Linked DNA regions of Homo sapiens: region 1 is linked to region 2. Evidence: chromatin contacts called from ENCODE Hi-C or POLR2A ChIA-PET data. All regions are on one chromosome and are shown on one strand. The core of a region is the stretch at or near the end of the contact, and the rest is flanking DNA. Distances in the headings are between cores, read along the strand shown.

The links. Hi-C counts contacts between places; a loop is a spot of excess contacts on that map. ChIA-PET counts read pairs that join two places held with the same protein, here RNA polymerase II (POLR2A). Pooled maps may share reads with other maps.
Region 1: a loop to region 2 is called in a map of PC-9, with 18 times the contacts of the local background. The contact joins two enhancer-like sites. A Hi-C loop is called at or near these places in 3 of 168 maps with a recorded cell type or tissue (PC-9, heart right ventricle and mammary epithelial cell), 1 of 37 single-sample maps with no recorded cell type and 4 of 50 pooled maps. POLR2A ChIA-PET finds 5 or more read pairs at or near these places in 1 of 52 experiments (B cell).

Annotation. Positions count from the first base shown.
Region 1 is chr2:233,164,496-233,167,311 of GRCh38, reverse strand. All of the region lies in intron 13 of INPP5D (inositol polyphosphate-5-phosphatase D), which reads right to left. Among named protein-coding and RNA genes, the nearest start is that of ATG16L1, 86 kb to the left of the region's middle. Within about 2 kb of position 1,256, at least 12 of the 41 ENCODE cell types and tissues checked have a DNase peak (open chromatin) inside an H3K27ac peak, as active enhancers do; they include PC-9, where a contact is called at or near this core.
Region 2 is chr2:232,855,499-232,858,276 of GRCh38, reverse strand. It overlaps GIGYF2 (GRB10 interacting GYF protein 2), which reads right to left. Exons shown (of 29, transcript NM_001103146.3): 29 at 1-1,484. The coding sequence ends at 1,417. Among named protein-coding and RNA genes, the nearest start is that of SNORC, 13 kb to the left of the region's middle. Within about 2 kb of position 1,521, at least 6 of the 41 ENCODE cell types and tissues checked have a DNase peak (open chromatin) inside an H3K27ac peak, as active enhancers do; they include PC-9, where a contact is called at or near this core.

The DNA.
Region 1 (2,816 bases), core at 7-2,506, 310 kb before region 2:
GTAGCCTTGACCTCCCAGATTTAAGTGATCCTCCCACCTCAGCCTCCTGAGTAGCTGGGCCCACAGGCATGCACTACTATGCCATTTTTTTTTTTTTTTTTTTTGTAGAAATGGTACCTTCCTATGTTGCCCAGGCTGGTCTCAAACTCCCGGTCTCAGGAGGTCCTCCCACCTTGGCCTCCCAAAGTGTGGGATTATAGGCATGAGCCATCGTGCCTAGCAGGGTGTTTATATCAAATGAGATGATTCAAAGCATTCAGCACACAGCCTTGCTTAGGGCACACTCTTAGAAAGGCCTTGGTTGTTCTAAGGACTTTTTTTTTTTTTTGAGATAGAGTCTCGCTCTGTCACCCAGGCTGGAGTGCAGTGGCATGATCTCAGCTCACTGCAACCTCCACCTCTCGGGTTCAAGCGATTCTCCTGCCTCAGCCTCCCAAGCAGCTGGGATTACAGGTGCGCACCACCACATCCAACTAATTTTTGTATTTTTAGTGGGATGGGATTTCACCATGTTGGCCAGGCTGGTCTCGAACTCCTGACTTCAAGTGATCCACCGGCCTCGGCCTTCCAAAGTGCTGGGATTACAGGCGTGAGCCTACCACACCGACCAGCATTTGCTGTTTCTGTCCTGTGCTAATTATGGCTGGGAGCCATTTCAGGGGAGTGGAGGAGGGAGGCTGGCCCCAGGGCAGAGAGGAGGGGAAGGAGGGGAAGGAGGGGAAGGTGTGTGTGAGCTGCACAGCCCAGAAGCTGCCCTGCAATGGTCATAAAGCTGGGACTCTGGCCAGGCCTTTCTCCTCACCCCTCAGATGCCAGTCGCACTGCCCTTCTCAGGGAGGCCCCTGACCTCTGCTCTCTGCCCACGCCACACACTCCTTCGCCAGTGCACTCCCTCCCAGGAACTGGCTTCTTTTCCTCCCGTCTGCTCATGCAATGTGTGTCAGGTCCACATGAGCAGAGCTCCTGCCTGCTCAGAAGCTGACCCAGTGCCCAGCCCTGAGGCCAGGATGACCAGGAACTGGTCTGGCTGAGGGGGTGGTTTTATGTGGCCCTAGGAGGTCCGAGCATATTCTGCACAGCGGGGCAGGGGCTGGTGGGAGGGACTGGAAGCCCAGGGAGCGATGGAATCCACACCCGGGGCGGTTGCTGGGCAGCAGGAGGGCGTGGGCGCAGCCAGGATAGCCACGCCAGCCCCACCCTTCTACTGTGGCAGGAAGGAAGGGGGACGAGTGGGGGTGGACGCGGGCAGTTTGCGGTTTGTCAGCAGAAAAGTTGAGAGAGCTTTGCACGTTCGATTGCAGCAATTCTTCTATTTCCTGTTATCTCTGGGACTCTGTCCTGTTCCTGACTCCACTGACTCCAACCACCAAAAACCACTGGCCTCGCCCCTGATGCCAGCCCTGGAGCCCTGTGTGTATACCACCCCACGTGCACACACGGGCACACACACACACACACACAAACACACAGAGAGGCTCTAGCACTTATGCACATGCACTCGGACACCCACCCTCACATACCTAGACTCTCATAAACACACACTCACAAACACAGACACATGGACTCACAGATACTCACACACTCATAGATATGGGGTGGTACACTCATACATGGACTCACATACATAGACTCACATAAACACACTCACAAACACATGCATGGACTCTCACACACTCATAGATACGGGGTGGTACACTCACACACAGATGCACATAAACACACACTCACAAACACACATGCATGGACACACACACATAGACACTCACACACTCATAGATATGGAGTGGTACACACACACGGACTCACATACATAGACTCACATAAATACACTCACAAACACATGCATGGACACACACACACTCATAGATACGGGGTGGTACACTCACACACGGACTCACATATGTAGACTCACATAAACACACACAAACACACATGCATGGACTCACACATACAGACACTCACACACATAGATATGGGTGGTACACTCATACACGGACTCACATACATAGACTCACATAGACACACTCAAACACATGCATAGATTCACACACATATAGACACACACTCATAGATATGGGGTGGTACGCTCACACATTGACTCACATAAACATGCTCACAAACACACATCCATAAACTCTCACACACCTACACAGGCTCACACACTCACATGCACGCTGTCACTCACACAAACTCACATACACAGACCTACTCACACACACATCCTACACAAACACACAGGCTTGCACTCCTACACTTATGAAGACTTCTTGCCCTTGTTACTGCTCTCTGAAGCCAGCAACTCTCCACTGACACCAGCGTTTCCAGATCCAACCTGGTGCACAGGGACCGAGGGCAGGGGCCAGCCACCTCCCGCCTGTGCTTGTAAGGAAGGTCTCACTGGTAACACAGTCACTCCCATTCGCTTTCTGGGTTGCCTATGGCTGCTTTCCCACCAGAAAGGCAGAGAGGAATAGTGTTGAGTGGCCTGCAAAGCCTGAAATATTTACTGTCAGGCCCTTCCCTTTCCTGCAAAAGTTGGCCAATGCCTCTTCTAGGTTCTTGCTTCTTAAAATGGGTCCCACGGGCCGACCAGCAGCGCTCAAGTCGCCTGGGAACCTGTCAGAAACTTGGAACCCTGAGCTCCACCCAAGATCTACTGGGTCGGAACCTGCATTTTAGCTAGATCCCTGGGACTGCTGGTGTAGACCCTGAGTGAGTTTCAGCCAGGGAGACCAATCACCCCTATTTGCTGAGGACTGAGCCAGGATCTGAGGATGTGAGGCTCTCTGTTTTTAACCCGGGGAACTACTGGTGGG
Region 2 (2,778 bases), core at 272-2,771:
GCCTTCTTCAGGCAACAATGACAGGCAGCAAAGGTGCTTTTCCAGGGGCTGCCCAGACCACAGCACCTCTCGCACAGGCACAGCTGCCCAATGACTCCAACCCAGTGTGAGTGGCAATTCCAGGTGATGTTCTGTAGGGGTTTGGTGGAGGCAGGAAAAGTATTTGTTTATAAATAGGGCTTGAGTACATTTCTACTTGAAGTTTAAGGTTTTAGGAGGCCATGACCAGAAGCCAGGCCAGGCTTCCTGCTCCCATTTTCGCCCATCCCCTCCAGCCCACTGCATCCTCCTGTATAGTAGATTCCATGGATGAAGGTCTTAAAGATGGACAGGTTCTGTATGTTCTCTTTTCAGAAAAGGCAAACAACTTGCCATCCCAGAATCTTTACACAAAACCTTTTCCGGGCTACAGCAAGACACACACGCAATGCTCTGAGGACCAGATGAAATTCCAGGCTTTTATCAGAAGCAAAAGTTTATCCCTATCCAAAAATGAAATTATACAAATTCATACATATGGTAAAGATTCTAGCTGCCTCTTAAACGAGACAAATTTTCAGCAGAAGGGCCCAAAACAAAATGGTCCTAGTCCTCTGAAGTAAAAATATTTATGGGAAAAATCAGTTTTTGTAAGAAAGAAAAATTAAGAATAGTCTCTCTCCCAGGCCATAGAGCTTCCTTTGTCCAATCAGGTTGGAGCATGCCAGGGGAGATCAGCTTGCTCAGAAGTCACTATCTAACGAAGAAAAACATAAATCCTTTCAGAGAAAGGACACTCAGAAAGAACAGGTGAGGAGTGTGTAACATCAAACCAAACCAACCTCATCTCAACCCCACTCAGGGCCTCTCTGATGCAATCCCAAAGTTAGCAGTGGCAATGCAACTTTCAGACCGGGAGAGCTCTGACTGCCTGTTGGATACTCGAGTCACAGTCCATGGGGTGTTTTGTTATTGGCCAATGTCTGTTAACCATTAACTCTCTTCATGATTGCACCAGTTAGACCATTTGCCCTGATGGGGGGAAAAAGAAGAAGAAAAAACAAAATAGAAGAAAAAAAGTGACAAGAGAAAGCAAGCTGCTAATGGCCGATCCCAACACACTTTCTGGGAGACAGTAGATGAAATCACAGCACAGTGAACACATGCTGCCTAAAATCAGCCTTGTTGGGGAGTAATCCCAACTGCCACCCCCAAGACACAGGGTCCAGTCCACTTATCTATAGTCTGAGATGTTCACCAACAAAAATGGATTAAAGAATCTTGGACACAAAGGGCCAGAAGAAAAAGCCTGAGATGATCGGTTCTGTGATTTGTTGCAGAGTGATAAAGAGTAAATGGTGAGTAAGTGTTGTGTCCAAAGGTGGAGACTCCATAGTCGGCAGACAGGAGAGGGATGGCCAGTCCACTGGCAGGTGCTCAGTAGTCATCCAACGTCTCGATTTCACCCATGTTGAGTCGCTCCGATGATGCATTGACTGAAAATCCTGCAGAAAAAAAACTGGCTATGAGTGACCACACCCAGGCAACCAAGCGGCTCAAATTCTAGGCGGTGAGCTGGAATGTAAGTCTGTGTTTGTTTGTTTGTGAGACAGGGTTTCACTCTGTCACCCAGGCTGGAGTGCAGTGGCGTGATCTCGGCTCACAGCAAGCTCCACCTCCTGGGTTCAAGAGATTCTCATGCCGTAGACTCCCAAGTAGCTGGATTACAGACACATGCCACCATGCCCGTCTCATTTTTTTTGTATTTTTAGTAGAGATAGGGTTTCACCATGTTGGCCAGTCTGGTCTTGAACTCCTGACCTCAAATGATCCGCCCGCCTCGGCCTCCCAAATTGCTGGGATTACAGGCGTCAGCCAACGTGCCTGGCCAGTCTTTTGTTTTTGAGCATACCATAGAAGTATTACAGGGAGACAAAGATAAAGGTCACAGCAGTAGCTTTCTGTTCTTCCAATGAGAGAGATTTTTTATTTTCTTAAGGTTCTGATATAACCTAATTAGGAAGGAAAATAAAACAAAATAGCATCACCAATTAAAAAGAACTGCAGGCCGGGTGTGGTGGCTCATGCCTTAATCTCAGCACTTTGGGAGGCCAAGGCAGGCGGATCATGAGGTCAGGATATCGAGACCATCCTGGCTAACATAGTGAAACCTCGTCTCTACTAAAAATACAAAAAAACATTAGCTAGGTGTGGTGGTGGGCACCTGTAGTCCCAGCTACTCGGGAGGCTGAGGCAGAAGAATTGCTTGAACCTGGTCGAAGGAGCTTGCAGTGAGCCGAGATCGCGCCACTGCACTCCAGCCTGGGTGACAGAGCGAGACTCTGTCTCAAAAAAAAAACAAAACAAAAAAACCCCCTGCAAACCACTGCTTCAGAGAATCAGAGAAAAGAATGGGATGTGAGTGTGTATCAAGGACAGGCTGGGCTGGCCCTGGAGGAAAGTTCATGCAGGAGGTCTACCTTAAAAGAGATGGGGGTGGGCAGGGGGGTTACCATGGAGGGTTGTATACACTAAGTTCTTTGTAACTACTTGACCACATAACTTTGAAATCTGAGTGGGATTAATACCCCTTTAAACCTCAACCCACTTTAATGGGAATACTTCTTCCCACCAGTCAAAAACTTTATGAAAGTTCTGGCCCAGAGCTTTTGATACTCAGGGTAAGAGGCTCCATGGAAGACACACTATTAAGATCCTTAGAGTCCTCGCATATTCTCTTTCCCACAGTAGACAGAGCAAGAAGATTAAAGTACTCTAACTCGATCTACTGTAAATATA